2 separate regions of the Mus musculus genome follow, and region 2 is linked to region 1. The links are chromatin loops, found by intact Hi-C in ENCODE. Cell type or tissue: left cerebral cortex. All regions are shown on one strand. Links, peaks and the distances in the headings refer to the core of each region. The heading gives the core; the rest is flanking DNA.

Evidence for each region. Hi-C counts contacts between places; a loop is a spot of excess contacts. Peaks named below come from ENCODE experiments on the same cell type or tissue, not always from the same donor. Only the 100,000 strongest peaks of a DNase experiment are listed, where the experiment ranks them.
Region 2: a loop joins it to region 1, with 3 times the contacts of the local background. A loop is called at or near these places in 2 of 42 quality-filtered maps.

What each region holds. Positions count from the first base shown.
Region 1 is chr8:67,176,251-67,184,144 of GRCm38, reverse strand. No RefSeq gene overlaps it. Among named protein-coding and RNA genes, the nearest start is that of Gm24274, 33 kb to the left of the region's middle. In left cerebral cortex, for the core only: no CTCF peak of the experiment used is centred there; DNase peaks (open chromatin) are centred at 2,212 and 3,962; H3K27ac peaks cover 779 bases.
Region 2 is chr8:66,864,286-66,872,179 of GRCm38, reverse strand. Naf1 (nuclear assembly factor 1 ribonucleoprotein) reads right to left here. Exons shown (of 8, transcript NM_001163564.1): 2 at 7,480-7,642. Among named protein-coding and RNA genes, the nearest start is that of Naf1, 8.0 kb to the right of the region's middle. In left cerebral cortex, for the core only: no CTCF peak of the experiment used is centred there; a DNase peak (open chromatin) is centred at 4,303.

The DNA.
Region 1 (7,894 bases), core at 1,669-6,668:
TGATTTCAGACTTGATAAAAAAGAAAAATTATAGTAAGGATACCAAAGTATCAGTGAATAAAGACAGGTCATTCTATGTTTATATCTAATATAGTGTGGAAGACAGCCAGCCTGTTCAGATGATGGAAGTTGGTTTTACTGAGACAAACACTAACCGGTCTAATTTGATGTTTGGTTAAAAAAAAAAAGTTACTTAAAATTGCATCTCTCAAATTTTTCTAAGCTGTTGAAAATTATTAGTGCATTTAATTTTTAACAGTATATGGGGACTATAGTCATAGTCACTAAACAGATATGAAAGTCCAGAAACTTAAGTAAACTGTCCAAGTTCATAGATCTAGTAAATGATAAGCTGGAGATCGGTTGTAGGAAAAGGAGATCCAGGAGACAGAAAGAAGGAAGAGGGATGGTTAGAGACATTGACAGAAGTGGGAGACAGAGAGGGAGGGAGGGAGGGAAGAAAGAGGGAAGGAGGAAGAGGTGGAAAGACAGAGAAAGAGACATGCACACACACACACACACACACGCACACACATGAGAGAGAGAGGGAGAGGGAGAGAGAGAGAGAGAGAGAGAGAGAGAGAGAGAGAGAGAGAGAGAGAGGTTAAGTTTTCTAGGTCACAGAAATGTGGAAATAAGAAAACCCATTTGTCTGCATGGGTCCTATACATATTTAATGGTTAGGAATAAGGCAAGAAAGACAAGATTATGAGAGAAAATCCAAAGTAGGTGGACTGAATATGTTGCCTGGTATTAAAGTACATTCTTCATATGTGTGAGGGCTGGGGTTTAATCACTGGGGTGAGAGGTCTGGAGAGTAGTACTTATATTCCTGTTAAGAGTGAAAGGACAAAAACTGACACAGCTGCATGCATATATGTATAATATATATGTATAGGTATATGTGTATATGTGTATATATATATATATATATATATATATATATATATATATATATATATATGTGTGTGTGTGTGTGTGTGTGTGTGTGTGTGTGTGTGTGTGTGTGTATGTGTGTGTATATATATATGTATGTATATGGGTATGATATTTAGGGTAAAACTTTGATCAGGCTTTTGACAGAAATTAGAAGCTCAAAACTACAGGCTTGTGTTGTGACTTCCAACAGGCCTTAGAGGTGCTATGTTTCACTGGGACACCTCCTCCATGTGCTAGAGAAAGCCAAAATGATTTGCCCCTGTTCCCATGAAATATACCCGCTTTGTGGTCTAGCCTAGGGAAAAATGGAGGTTGGTTTCTAGACATTACCTAGGAATAAACATGTCATCTACCTCATATCAAAGATTGCATGTCCATGGCCTCATGAACCACAATCCGTTGTGCTGTGGTTTCATTAGTGCTTGTGTTCTGCACAGTGGGTCATAAATTTCCATTGTTTTTACTGTGCTAAAAATGATAAAACATACTGCTTTCTATTGTTCCAATTTCTGTATGTCTGATGGAAGAGCAGACAGGCAGTTGTTGAATAGTTCTGTAAAAATCTAAATAAGAGCTAAGCTTGGTAACTAATCAAGTCTAAAAGATTACTAACATCACTGTAGATACACTCTGTACCAGACCAAGAGTAGGAAATTTTAAATTTTTCATGAGAAGGCTTTAGAGTTCCCATGGCTGATCTCATGCACAGATTATTTATTTTTAATAAAGCAGTGAAAGTCACAAGGGGAAATAGAAACATCAAAAGTGAATACTTCTTATGAAAGGGAAAGAACTAAACAATACTTGGAAGTCACAAAGTAAAGAATCTAGATAGTCATCTCGTCAGAAAAACGTGTCAGTCACACACATCTGCTCTTTCCCAGCCATGACTGCTATCAGAGCTAGTATAGGGCTGACTTTCTCTTAGATACCAAGCTAGACCCATGAACCTAAGCAGTGGCTAAGATAGCTTCAGAAGATTTGTGCATAGAGCTGGAAACGGTATCTTGAAAGCAGATCCTCTCTGGTTCACAGTTCTGCACATCTTGCAAACTGAGACCCAGTCTTCTCAGAGACATTAATTTCCCAGCAGACCAAAGGATAGATTTAGCCACAATAAAAGATATGGATTCCATATGCTCAGTGTTCCTCTTATCTAATGCAGTCTGCTGGATGTGTAGGCGGCTCCTGGTCCTTCTCATTACTATCCTGTGGGTATTTCACTGGGGTGGCTGACGTCAATGCTGGTTGCTGTTTTGGGTATGAATAATGTAGTGTCTTTTGTTTCTAAAAAAAAAAGCGTCATGTCTATAAGACCACACTGGCTAACTTAGCTTTACAGTCGAGTAAAATGCCAGCCGCTTCACAGGTCTTGATGCACAGATGTTGGCTTAGAGAATGCCCAGGATGCAAATGAATCTACTAGAATAGAGCTGTGTCCACAGCTTATTTTAGCACCCTTATTTGATGGTGTATAACTAGAAGCTCTGGCAAATTGTCGGAATACATCTTTGCACCTCAGCACTTATAAGGGAATGTTGGAAATAGCCACATTAAAATTGACCTTTCTCCAGTCAGTTATTTTAAATGGAAAACTCACAGTAGATAGATAATGACAATATAAACAGTTCTTCTTACTTTTCTGTTTATTTGTGGACAGAACATATTCCTCAAAATACTTTAGTAACTATTGAAAAATATTCTCTAAATGAAGGCCTGAGAAAAAGGATACATCTCTATTCACAATGTGCTAACAATGTTCATAAGTTAGTGTTTCATAAAATATGTCAAAGCTAACTGTGTCCTAGAAGCATCTCACAGTAGGTGTTTTGGGCATGGAAATGTCAGAACAATAGGGCACCAAATTACAAAATGCTTAGCTTTACTTTCTGGACAGGAAAATGTCTTGAGCGTGAACACCAGTGTTATTTACAATTACTGAAATCTGTCACAATAACTTTCAGGAAAATTATAGATGTTTTTTATTCAGTACCATTAAATACTCAGAATCTAATTAACTCTAAATGTTGTCAGTCGGTTTTTTTCCTTTATTCTATTTAGCTGTCTATTAGATTTAAGCCATGATATCATAACATCAGAAAAGTCTCTAAAATTTTAATAAAGCTACTCTGTATATCAAGGCTTTATATGCCCCATGCTACTTAATCCCTAACTCTACATAATACTATTAAGCCCTCTGAGGTAGGCATTAAAGGATAATCACATCTTTCAATGAAGGTTTTCAAAGTATGTTTCTCCATCATTGTTGGTTGTCACAGTCGGATGAAAGCTAATCTAACAAGTCTGGATGCATTAAACAGCCTTCACATTGATCAGGGTTTGCTGGACCATTGTTTAATGGTTTCTCTTAAGTGTATGAACTTGTTTGTGAATAATTGTAGGTTAACCGTATGGCAAAGAATTTGGGAACTATGTAATTTAATAATCACAATAAAACTGGTCTAATGTGTGCATTTGTGTGTGTGTGTGCTCACACAATGCCTTCATCTTATAAATTAAAACAGATTTTGGATAAATCATGAGTTATTTCATACGCTTATACAGTGGACATCAAAGAGGTTAAATTTTATATGTCATGATGGAACTGAGGGAAGAGCTGAAGCATGTGTCAGACACCCTGTTCAAATACCGGGAAACACCAAACATGACTTTTAAATTTTGTAACATAAAACAAATGTAGTCATCATACAAATATTGCTAAAATTTTGGAGACAAACAAGCTCCTTGGCATTTGGTTGAAATCACAAAGTGATAGCTTATAGCCAGGAGAATGGGAAGGTACTGTAATCAGAGTGGATTTGAAAACTGCTTTTCTTTCTGCACTGTTCCTTCCTCTACTCATTGTCCATATTTTTCCTCATTACGCAGTCAAGCCTTAATGTAAGAGGGGAATTTTGAAGCAATCAAATGCATCTCCTTCAACTTGATTATTCTTTGTCTTTCTAAATCCAATTAAAAATTACAATTCCATGAAAGCTCCTGGACAGAAATCAATGCAGGAAATGAGCCAGCGGGGTATGCTGGATCTTTGCAGGTGAGGCTCTTGCCAATAAAACACAGCATTTGAAATAAGGGAAGAGAAGTGCAGACTGCAGTTCCTCACATACCAGTGCCTTTGCAAGTTAGAAAGGCAAACAGCATAGCAGAGAAAGATCCCAGAAAATACTATAGAGGAAAGACAGTCCAATAGGAGGAACAAGGCTAAAGTATGTGTACTGGCTGGTTTTGTGTCAACTTGACACAGCTGGTGTTATCACAGAGAAAGGAGCTTCAGTTGAGGAAATGCCTCCATGAGATCCAACTGTAAGGCATTTTCTCAATTAGTGATCAAGGAGGAAAGGACCCTTGTGTGGGACCATCTCTGGGCTGGTAGTCTTGGTTCTATAAGAAAGCAGGCTGAGCAAGCCAGGTGAGGCAAGCCAGTAAAGAACATCCCTCCACGGCCTCTGCATCAGCTCCTGCTTCCTAACCTGCTTTGAGTTCCAGTCCTGACTTCCTTGGTGATAAACAGCAGTATGCAATTGTAAGCCGAATAAACCCTTTCCTCCCCAATTTGCTTCTTGGTCATGATGTTTGTGCTGGAATAGAAACCCTGACTAAGACAAATTGGAACCAGCATAGTGGGCTATTCCTGTGACAACCTGACCATGTTTTGGGGAGGATTGTTGTAGGACTTTGGAACTCTGGGTTTGAAATTCATTCGTTGTGAAGAGCTCTATCAGATGTTGTGTAAGAGCTTGGAAGATAATGTTGAGAACAGTGCAGAAGATGGAGGTCTGGCTTGTTGTGGGGAGCGGGTGTGGCGGCAGTCCCAAAGGCGCCAGGGACTGCAGCTAAGTCATATGACTTGCACCTGACTTCCTCATATAAGACACAAACATCTTGAGTGCTGCGCAGGTGTACCAGGATACAGGTGAATCCATTTTGATGGAGATTTGCCCCTGCTGCCCTGATTAGCTGAAGCTGCGTGCCTGGTGAGGTGGCGTGGCCTGCTGTGCGTGGATGTGAACTGAGAGTATAAAAGAGTGAGAGGCCCAGGGTTCGGGGGAGATATAAAAACAAGGGAGATATAAAAACGAGGGCGATATATAAACAAGGGAGATATAAAAACAAGAGAGATATAAAAACAAGGGAGGGAGATATAAACAAGGGAGATATGGAGAAAGAAGAAACAGGACTGAATAAACGTGTGCAGAAGGATCCTGTAGCAGCGTCGTTCTTCCTGGCCAGTTGAGCGCGCGCAACAAGTGGTGCCGAAACCCGGGAACAAGAAACATCTTCAGGCAAGAGCGAAGACCCCCTGCTACAGGGAGGATTCAGAACTGCATCACGAGGAAGGAGTGGTTAATAAAGTGTTCCCGTAAAACAGACTGTTGAGAAGGATCCGGCGTGGATTCAGAACTCTTCAGCTGGGGAACGGTACTGATGAAGAGAAAGAAGAAAGATGAGGACTGAATAAACTGCTGTTAGAAGGACTGGTGGTCGCGTCGTTCTTGCTGGTCTAGAGCGGATGCGACAATTGGTGGCCCGTACGGGGAACCGACTCCCCCACCGAGTTCAGAACTTTCAGCAGTCAGTGGTTGCCGGCAGGGTAAGTTCACAGTGAGTGAAACTTGGGACCCCAGGAGTTTGGGAAGGACCTCGATAAAATAGAGGTGAGCATAAAGTTGCCAGGAAGTAGGCACAAAGTAACCCAGGAGTTTGGGAAGGACCTCGGATAAAATAGAGGCAAGCATAAAGTTGCCAGGAAGTAGGCACAAAGTAACCCAGGAGTTTGGGAAGGACCTCCGATAAAATAGAGGCGAATATAACGTTGCCAGGAAGCAGGTACAAGGTAACTAAAGGTTCATGGCTTTGGGACAAGTTAAGGTTCCTGGTTTTGGGACAAGTTAAGGTTCCCGGTTTGGGGACAAGTTAAGGAACTATGATAACCTCAGTGTAGTGATCAATAGATCCTCGCTGTGTAGTTATGCTTTTTTCTCCCATTGACCCTTTGTGGGTAGGTCTGATAGTTTTGGTCTTGTTTGTTCTGATATATGGACTCTGTTACTGTTTGAAACTGTGTGTAGAGGCAGTCAAGACAGGTCAGAAAATCCTTATAGAGCAACAAGAAAGTATGTCAGAAGAGGAAAAGGGCTTAAAAAGAAAAAGGAAAAAGAAAGGAGACACAATGTTATCAGGTGGACAGAAAGGACAGGACAACAGAGTCGAGGCGGAGGAGGAGGTGAATTAGCTTCTGCTCCCCCTCCCTATGCCTCCTCGTCAGCCATCTATGGGCAGACCTTCTGTCCGGAGGTCTGGAAAGAGGATAGATTCTCCTTGCTGGGATGTCCTATTTTCACTGATCAAGCTAAATTTGCATGGGATAGAGATATGCTGCTTGATCAAGGTCGATTTGCACAACAACAGACAGGATATCCAGTGCAGGTGTTTGAGCAGGTGAATCAGATTGCCATAAGGGCACGGAAATCATTGCCCAACAGAGGGGAAGCTAGTGAAAACTTGACTCTCATATTGACTCCCCAGATGAACACACAGGTGATTGAGGTTATGGTCTCATCACCACGAGGTATTGTGTCCATCTCCCCTGGGATCGACCAGATCAGGTGTTGATGTGGGCAAGAGGGTCTGTTTGTGTGTTTCCACAGGACCAGATGGAACCTCTTTGGGTGCCGGAGAGATTGGTGAGACGCTGCAAGAATGAGGCTCCTGATCCAGTTGCCCCTGTGGATGTGGTGGATGATCCCACAAGCACAAAGGATGGAGCCGAGATGAGAGATACTTTCGGTATTCCAGAAGCCGATACCAGCTCAACATGACATTCAAATTTTTCTATGCCTTTTTGATCCCTGAATTCCCCTTAAAGAGATAGCCCCGCTGGCCATCTATCCCTTGCTTCAGGGAAGATGAGCGGGGATGAGAGCCCTGGGATGTATGCTTGTTATAGTGTGTGCGTGTTGTGTGTTTGGCACATGTGTTAGGTGCAGAGTGTGCGGGTCCGCACTTTTGCCATGGTAGCGTAGGCTTTTGCTGCAGTGGAGGCGGGACAATCTCCTCAGATTCGGTTTGCCGCTCTAAAAGAAATTATGCTGCGTTATGCCGTGGGGTGCGAGGCTAAGCACTGCACAGAGGATAGCTTGCTGTTGGCATCCTGTGGAAGGCATGTCTGATTGCATGAAGGTTCAGTGTCCTAGTTCCCTTCCCCCAGGAAAAACGACACGGGAGCTGGCCAAGACCTCTCTGGGTGATGAGCCTAAGGGATGGTTTTGTGTAGGGCCCCTATGCTTGCACACTGGGGATCAGACCTCTACCTTCACCCATGAGGCTTGCTTGCAGCAATTAAGATCTGGCCATAAGTTAATTAACATCCTGGCCTTTTGATGCACCTGCCACAAGCAAAACAAAATCTCCCCAGGTGTGGCTTGGCATGATAGAGAGGTAGTCAGTGATAAGACTCCCTGGGCATGTCACCAACCTAAGACAGGGATCAAACCAATGCTGTTTGTCTCCCAAAGACAGGTAAGGGGCATGGTTGCGAGGGGCTATCTACAGACATTCTCTCTGCCAAAAAAGAAAAAAGGGGGAATTGTGGGGAGCGGGTGTGGCGGCAGTCCCAAAGGCGCCAGGGACTGCAGCTAAGTCATATGACTTGCACCTGACTTCCTCATATAAGACACAAACATCTTGAGTGCTGCGCAGGTGTACCAGGATACAGGTGAATCCATTTTGATGGAGATTTGCCCCTGCTGCCCTGATTAGCTGAAGCTGCGTGCCTGGTGAGGTGGCGTGGCCTGCTGTGCGTGGATGTGAACTGAGAGTATAAAAGAGTGAGAGGCCCAGGGTTCGGGGGAGATATAAAAACAAGGGAGATATAAAAACAAGAGAGATATAAAAACAAGGGAGGGAGATATAAACAAGGGAGATATGGAGAAAG
Region 2 (7,894 bases), core at 1,902-6,901, 310 kb after region 1:
ACTCAATTTTTATTTTTCCTATTATCTGGTAAAACATATTGAAAAAAAAAGAATGGATTAGGTCTGTATAATTTGTGGCATCTATGACCATATTTAATATTTCATTAATAATTTTTCAACTTCTCCAGGAGAAGCTTCACCGATTTCTGTAGAACTCAGCCATCTGTGTACTGATTGCATAATTAGCACCCTTACTAATTACTGTTATATGATATCGAACAGTCTCAGGCCAGCCATTAAATAGTTACACCTAAAAATGGCAATGATTCTTTGAAATGTATTTTTTTCCTTTTCCAATGATTATGTTTTCATTCTATTTTTCTCTAAAATGACTGTCAACAAAATCAAAGTTCAAGAGTGGGCACCTTTAATCTCAGGGAGAAGCAGATCTGAGAGTTCAAGGCCAGAGGCCAGTCAGAGCTACATAATGAGCCGCTGCCTCAGAAACAGACAGCAAACAAACAAAAACAAAAAACAAAAACACAAAAACTCTGCGAAAGAAAGACTCAAAACTCAACTATAAAACTTAATTAAAATTATATTTCAGTATGAAAAAAAATCTTTTTTTTCCCCACGTGGAAGAGGTTTTATTGGAAGGAGAGACAAACAAAGTAGTGGCAGAGAGAGAAGAGGGGGAGAAAGACTGAGGAAGGGGTGTTCGCCTTATTTATATGGAAAATGACGTAACATGTAAAGGTGGGAAGTGAGCCAAGTGAATGCTGGGAAGATGGTACCTATGGAAAAAAATCTTAAAACAAACTCTAAGCATTATCTCTGGTTACCTGAGACTGTACATATCATTTAAGATCTTACATAAAACTAAGAGAAAAGGTACAATGACTGCCTCACATCACGTATCTAAAATGTTTAAAGGTGTCTTTAAAAAAACAACTCAGTTTAGAACTACCAACATCAGCTGTGCGGATGAGAAAGGAACAAATGGTCATTTGTGAGTTCCCAGTGACTGAGACTACAACTGCAATGGGTAGAATCACCCTGTCTTGGGTAGTGTGTTCAGCCCTGACACCTGACACAGCAAGGCAAGTTGCCTTCTCTTTCTATATAGGCCTACTGCTTACCACACAGCACCCCTCTGAAACTGTCACTAATTCTATTACTCTTTCAACTTAAATGTATCCTCACACTTTAGCTAGACAAACATGTCAGGTAAAGTAAGAACATGGAATGGTTCCATATAATTATATTCATAAGCATGTACATACACTGGAAATGAAAGGATGCTATAGTACATAAAAACCTTCATTGGACGCTTAGCAAATCATTCATTTTACTGCCTTGAATAACTACGTGTGGTACTAGAGCCCAGGACCCTGTGGGTGCTGAAGCAGGTGCTTTATCACAGTACATCTCCAGCATGCTGCATATGGGCTATATGGAACCACCTGTACAGTGAAAGACATATTCTTCCTTTAAAAAATTCTGACTACTGCATAACATCAAATACTAATGAAATATCATCTTCCTCTGAGTCTATAAGACACTGCTAAATATCAGGCACTGTGACAAGTTTCATTAGTATCCAGGCTAGATTGTAGTAAATTCCAAATCTACCCAGAATCGTAAACTTAAAGAAGCTTTTCCCTATATTTAGGAGAAAATGATAATTAAGTCGGACTCTGGAAAACACATATTAACTTAAGAATGATTAGTGTAGACCACAGTACAATTTCACAGGAGTTGAGACATCAGGCCGGTGTGAAATAGTTCTAACCACCTGAAGTAGCCCAGGTATTTCTTTCCTTCATGTGAAGATGTTTTAGACATGGCTGCATGATGATCTAGCAAAATTGGGTGAATATGTGTCCTCAACCTAAATACAAAGTACATCTCTAAATAAATAAATGGATGAATGAAGAAATAAATAAATAAATAAATAAATAAATGAAGGCAATCTTGGTGAGAAAGTTAAATTTCTCATCAACTGCTGACCAACATTTAACATTTTCTGGTCATGCTGCACCATATGCATGAACATACATGATTATCCCTACTGAATACTGCACATAAGCATTAAATTCACAATTTCCAGATAAGAAAATAAGCAACCAGGTATAAAATTTATTTCTAGTTCATAGCTTGAAACATTGGCATCCCTATTGTTTTTATTAATTTACATTTTCAATTACATTTGATTGATTTGAATGAAGACTTAAGAGTAGAAGTTTCTGGAAAAAATTTTCAAAAAGAATCTTAATTTTCTATTTCAGTGACACACAATCAATGCTGTGGGGCTTAACCTGACTCTAAAGCTGTCTCCTCCCCCCAGCCTTCAGCAGGCTGGCTCAGACCTGGCTTGCCACAGTTGCTAGCCCACCTAGGGTGGACTCTTTCCACCTAGATAAAGTCTATTGTCCTGCCACAACTGCAGTTTCCAAGGGGCCACTACCTGGTGAGAGGCTGAACCGGTTCTCCTGACACTGTCCTGACAAAGCAGAAATCCTGACAAAGCAAAGAGATGGTGTGGTGGGGGATGGGTAACCTCCCTTTATAAGCTCAGACTCATAAGTAAACATTAGGCCTTGATCAGAAACTTGTCTTGGTCTTGTTATTTCTCTTGCCACCTTTCCCATCCAAACCCCATCTTTCCTTTCAGGAACCCAGGAACCCACCCCACAGCTGCTGGCAGCTACATAAGGCTACAATGCATATGCTGGTTTACATTTGTGCAGGTTCTGCAGCAACCTCTCCATATTCTAAGGTATATGCTGAAGAAATGCAATGAGTCAAATCACACATCAGAGCCTGTAATTATGACATCATCAACAGGGCCAATTAGGGTTCCCTTTTCAGTTCCTCTATGGTTAACATTAAGGGTGCTCAACCTATAGCCAGATAACTGAGCTCTAGTTTTCAAACAATAGGAAAAAGACTTAAGGAGGCAGAGACAGCATTCTTGCTTGAAAGCAGCCTGAAGGGAAGAGGATGTTCTGCAAATGTGAAGAGATCACTCCTCAAAGATGAACACTTTAAAAGCAAATAGGACATAAAATTGCACTAAACTGGGCATGCCCATGATCCAGACATTCCTAACACCCAAAACTGAAAGCTGCCATTCATTAACTGTTTAGAGCATTTAGCAAACACAACTAATTTTTTTCTCAATTTCATTAGATATGAAATTAATCAACTGCTTATATCAAGCTCTCCACACTGAGACATGCTAACACTGCGGAAGAGTTCACAGTCTACAGCATATAGTTAGAGCAAAGAGGGAACACTTCCCAGAACAATAGATTGCTACTTATTAAACAAAAGCAAAAACATAATGTTTTGGCCCAAAATTAAAGAAACAAAACATTAGCCAATTAACAAGAAAATGCCACATTTAGAGCCAGGGATAGAGGCATCCATAAAGCTATGATGAACGTTCAATCCAAAGGTGAGCACAGGAAGGCAATATGGAAAGACAAAATCACACACCTTCCGTTGAAGATAAAAGAATATCCAAGAGGCACAGAAATAATGGCCTAATTAATAGCTGCCTTAGGCTATTCCCGTGGCTTTCCAACTCAAGTTTACAATAAATCTTTCAGTTCTCTTTGGTAAGTCAAGTCTAACAACACTAATTCCATCCTTAGTTTAGCATCACAATCACTTCCAAGTACTTGCATCTACCAGTTAACACTGACACTCCAAGAGCTCAGTATCCCTTACTTGTCAGAAAACTATCCCAATAACCCAATACCCACTCTCCTCCAAATACACACGTGTAACTGCCTGTTGCTACTTTGTGGGTTCTTTTTTCTTCTACCCTTCATTGCTTTTCTTCCACCCTTTCAATCCCCTAATACTAGAAAAGATGGAAAAAGAGAGGAAAAAAAAAAGGTAAAAGATCCCTGAATGAAATCAAGGGTCAGAAAGGAGGCAATGTTATATTTAGGCTATTTCCTGGTAATTAGGGGCCTCGAGTTCCTTGGGGCAAGTTTGATCTTCACTGTCAGGATATCTGGTTTCTTCTTAACACACGACAATGAATAACCCAGTCCACCTCTAGTGGCTCTAGCATTTATATACCCTCTGTACCTGGCAAAATCATGCCTCAACTCCCAGCCAGAGCACAAGGCAAATCCCAGTCAACTGCTGTGGAGAATCTTTAACAGCACCATATCCCACACCTGGGATTAGAATGAAAACACATTATTATAATATTTCTGTGTTGTTTTTTTTTTAAAGAAACCAAAACTCCAAAACTGTCACTACACACATTCACACTCCCCTCCTGCCAAGCGGCTCACAGGCACTCCCACGACCACTAGGAGCCCACACACCTCTCAAGTTTTCACTTTCCTACATTCTCACCTCCTACAGACTTACCCACACAAACAGGGATGACCATGAGACTCATGTCCAAGCAAACTCAATATGCATTCCATTGACTCCATTATTCGTTCAAGACTGTGTAACCAGGTGTACATAGCTGTTTTAATCCCTCATTAAAAAAATGCATATTGGTGGACAAACTGCCACCCTTACAGAAGAATACAGAGGCAGGCAGAGCAGGAAAGATGCTGAGGTCTTATCATCCTTGGAATTCAGCTACTCATTTTCTCTAATTTTTTTCCCCCTCAAGATACTCTCCTGTCTTGAACTTTTTAATCCTTTCAGAGTCATTAATAGATCCTTACAGAGTTAGAGATTTAGGGCAAACCAGAAAATTATAATGTCTCTCTCCACTACCTCTAGCAACAAAGCAGCAAGCAGTATTTTTTCCTTCTTAATGCTATTCATGTAAATATATGTTAATATCCAATAAAAAATCCATTCATTTTAAAATTAAAAACTTGCTGGATATGATGTGAGTGTACTTTTAATCTGAGAACTCAGTAAGCAGAGACAGGCAGATCTCTATGAGTTTGAGGCCAGCCTGGTCTACATAATAAATTCCAGGACAGTCCAAGGGTATGTAGAGAAACCCTGTCTCAAAAACCTAAATAAATAGGGGCAGTAAATAAGGGCTGAAGAGATGGTTAAGAGCACTGGGTGCTCTTCCAGAGGACCTGGATTCAATTCCCAGCACGGACATGGCAGCTCACACCTGTCTGCAACTCCAGTTCCAGGGCTTCTGATTCCCCCAAACAGACATACATGTAGGCAAACACCAATGAACATAAAACATACGTAAATTATGTACTAAAAACACCAAACTAACTAAAAACTGTAAGTGCCTCTCTTAGGGTTTCATTGCTGAGGCAGGGCAACACGACCAAGACAACTCTTATAAAAGAAAACATTAATTTAGGCTGGCTTACACAGGCGCAGAGGTTTACTTGATTGCGATCCTGACACACAGCATGACAGTGTGAGCTGAGAATTCTACATCTTGATCCAAAGGCAGACAGGAGGAGCCTGTTTTCTGCATTGGGTGCTGTTTGAGCTTATATAGGAGACCTCAAAGACACCCTCCAAAGTGACACACTTCCTCCAACAAGTCCATACACCTAATAGTGCACTCCCTATGGGCCAAGTATTCAAACGCATGACTCTATGGGGCCATTCCTAATCAAACCACCACAGTGCCTCTTACATCTTTTTCAAAAAAAATCTCTTAGAAATGTCACAAAAAGGAACACACTGGTCACTGTTCTAAGTTTTAAAGGACAGCAATGTACTCATAAGGGAAAAAAATTCACAGAACTCCTAGCAATTAAATTTGTCTTTGCTCTATTTAGTATCTTTCCATTAGATAAAAAGTAGGGACTCGTTGGTTTTGTTTCAATCAAGAACCTGGCAAATGTTACAGGTATGTTACAATTTCTTAAAAGAACCAATAAAGAAAAGGCACCTATTCACATTCATCCTGTAATCATTACTACCATTGCCGGTGAACCTACCATTAGGGTCATCAGGGTCAACTACTTCATGGTACCAGGGAGATGCAAAAATCAGTTATAAACTCAGTCCTCAAATAACAAAGCCTGTGTGGCCAAAGACCTGGTCTCATTTCTCATCAATGTCTACAGTATTCTATTTAGAAACCTCCACCACACACACACAGAGTAAGACTTTGTGTTAAATTCAAAGGACTCCCCCAATGTTAAAAATTCACTCAATAAGGCAAATCAAACCATATGATAAATCTCCCTACTTGCCGGTTTTATAATCTGCGAACTTCTGAAAGGTCATCAGAATACAGGTAAAACAAACACCAGGTTTCCTTGTACTTTTTAGAAAATACTTGATTCTGAGCCTTTGTTTGCCAGAACCCATCATGAACTAATAACAAATAAACCATGGCACACTAATCCAAAAGCCTACAATGTTGAGCCTACATAAAACAAAATACTTTACTATGAACAATAAGTAATATTGGTAGAATCCAGCCAAGAAATACACAGCCTTAAGGTTTCATCTTAAACTAGTCACCAATTTAGTCTTTTACACTCATTACAGGTAATGATTACCAAACTTTTAAGAAGTATTGATAATAACTCATGTACAGACTAGACCAAATCCAAGCAATTTAGCCTGACTCTAATACCTGAGACTATCCTCTGGAACTACAGATTTACACACTGTAAGATAAAATAATCCCACAGAATGTTATGCCAGCCATCTCAATGAGGTGCCAATATTACTTGTTTCCCAACTGTGAGTTTTAAAATAATGAATATAAGGTTTCAAGTGACTAGGTAACCTAAAAAGCTTACAACACAATTAATAAACATAGTGAATTTTGCATTCTAATTCTCTAAATGGAATGAATTTCAAAGGTTTCAATTACTTTGGAAGAAACTTTCTGACTTGTGGGCCAAGAGCAGCAACAAAAAAAAAAAAAAAAAGGAATGCCATGAACTCCAAAAGGAACTGTCTTAGTCAGGGTTTCCACTGCTTCCATCCATCACCATGACAAAAGCAAGTCAGAGAGAAAGGGCTTACACTTCCTAACACCATTTCGGGACAGGAACTCACACAGGGCAGGAACCTGGAGGAAGGAGCTGAAGCAGAAGCCATGGATGGGGTGCTGCTTACTAGCTTGCTTTCCTTGACTGGCTCTGCCTATTTTCTTATAGAACCCAGAATCACACACCCAAGGATTGCACCACCCACAATGGACTGGGTCCTCCCCAACTGACTATTAATTGAAAAAAATGCTTATAGCTGGGTCTCATGGAGGAGTTTCCTCAACTAAGACTCCTTCCTCTCTGATGATTCTAGCTTGTGTCAAGTTGACAGAAAAGGACACAAAACAATATGACACAAAAGCCAGTACAGTATTTTCCACATTGTTTTGGTAGTGCTAGAGAATGAACACAGAGCTTTAGGTTTCTCATGCATGCTAGTGGTCCTACATCCAGCCTAGAAAGTATTCTAAAGATTTGAAAACAAGTAAGCCACCAAAGTGAAGCCAATGCTTCAACAGTTAAGTATCAAGTGTCAGGGTTAGAAGCAGCCCATCAGAGGTACATGCAAAAAGCCAAGAGGAGGTACATTTTCGGAACAATCAATGTAAGTACTTACATTAAGAAGCAATTCATCTTTTGTTTTAAGAGGAAAATTCTTATTTTCTTTCTCAAGTTGAAAATCCTCATCTCCATCTGACAACACAGGAGGAAATGATACACAGGATGAAGATGAAGAGGACGACGAAGAGGAGGAGCTGGAGCTATCTGAATCTGTTTCACTATAGAGGAAAAGTTGAAAACTTGGTCAAGTACTATTATGATTAAAATAAAACCTTGTTCCAAGTAGGAAACTAACATTTCAAACTGACTTTGTTGGTGGGATATTAGTTTGTTGTTTGTTCTGGTTTTTCAAGACAATGTTTCTCCTTGGACCCTAGCTGTCCTGGAAGTCCCTCTGTACACCAGGCTGGCCTCCAACTCACAGATATCTGCCTGCCTCTGCCTCCTAAGTGCTAGAATTAAAGATGTAC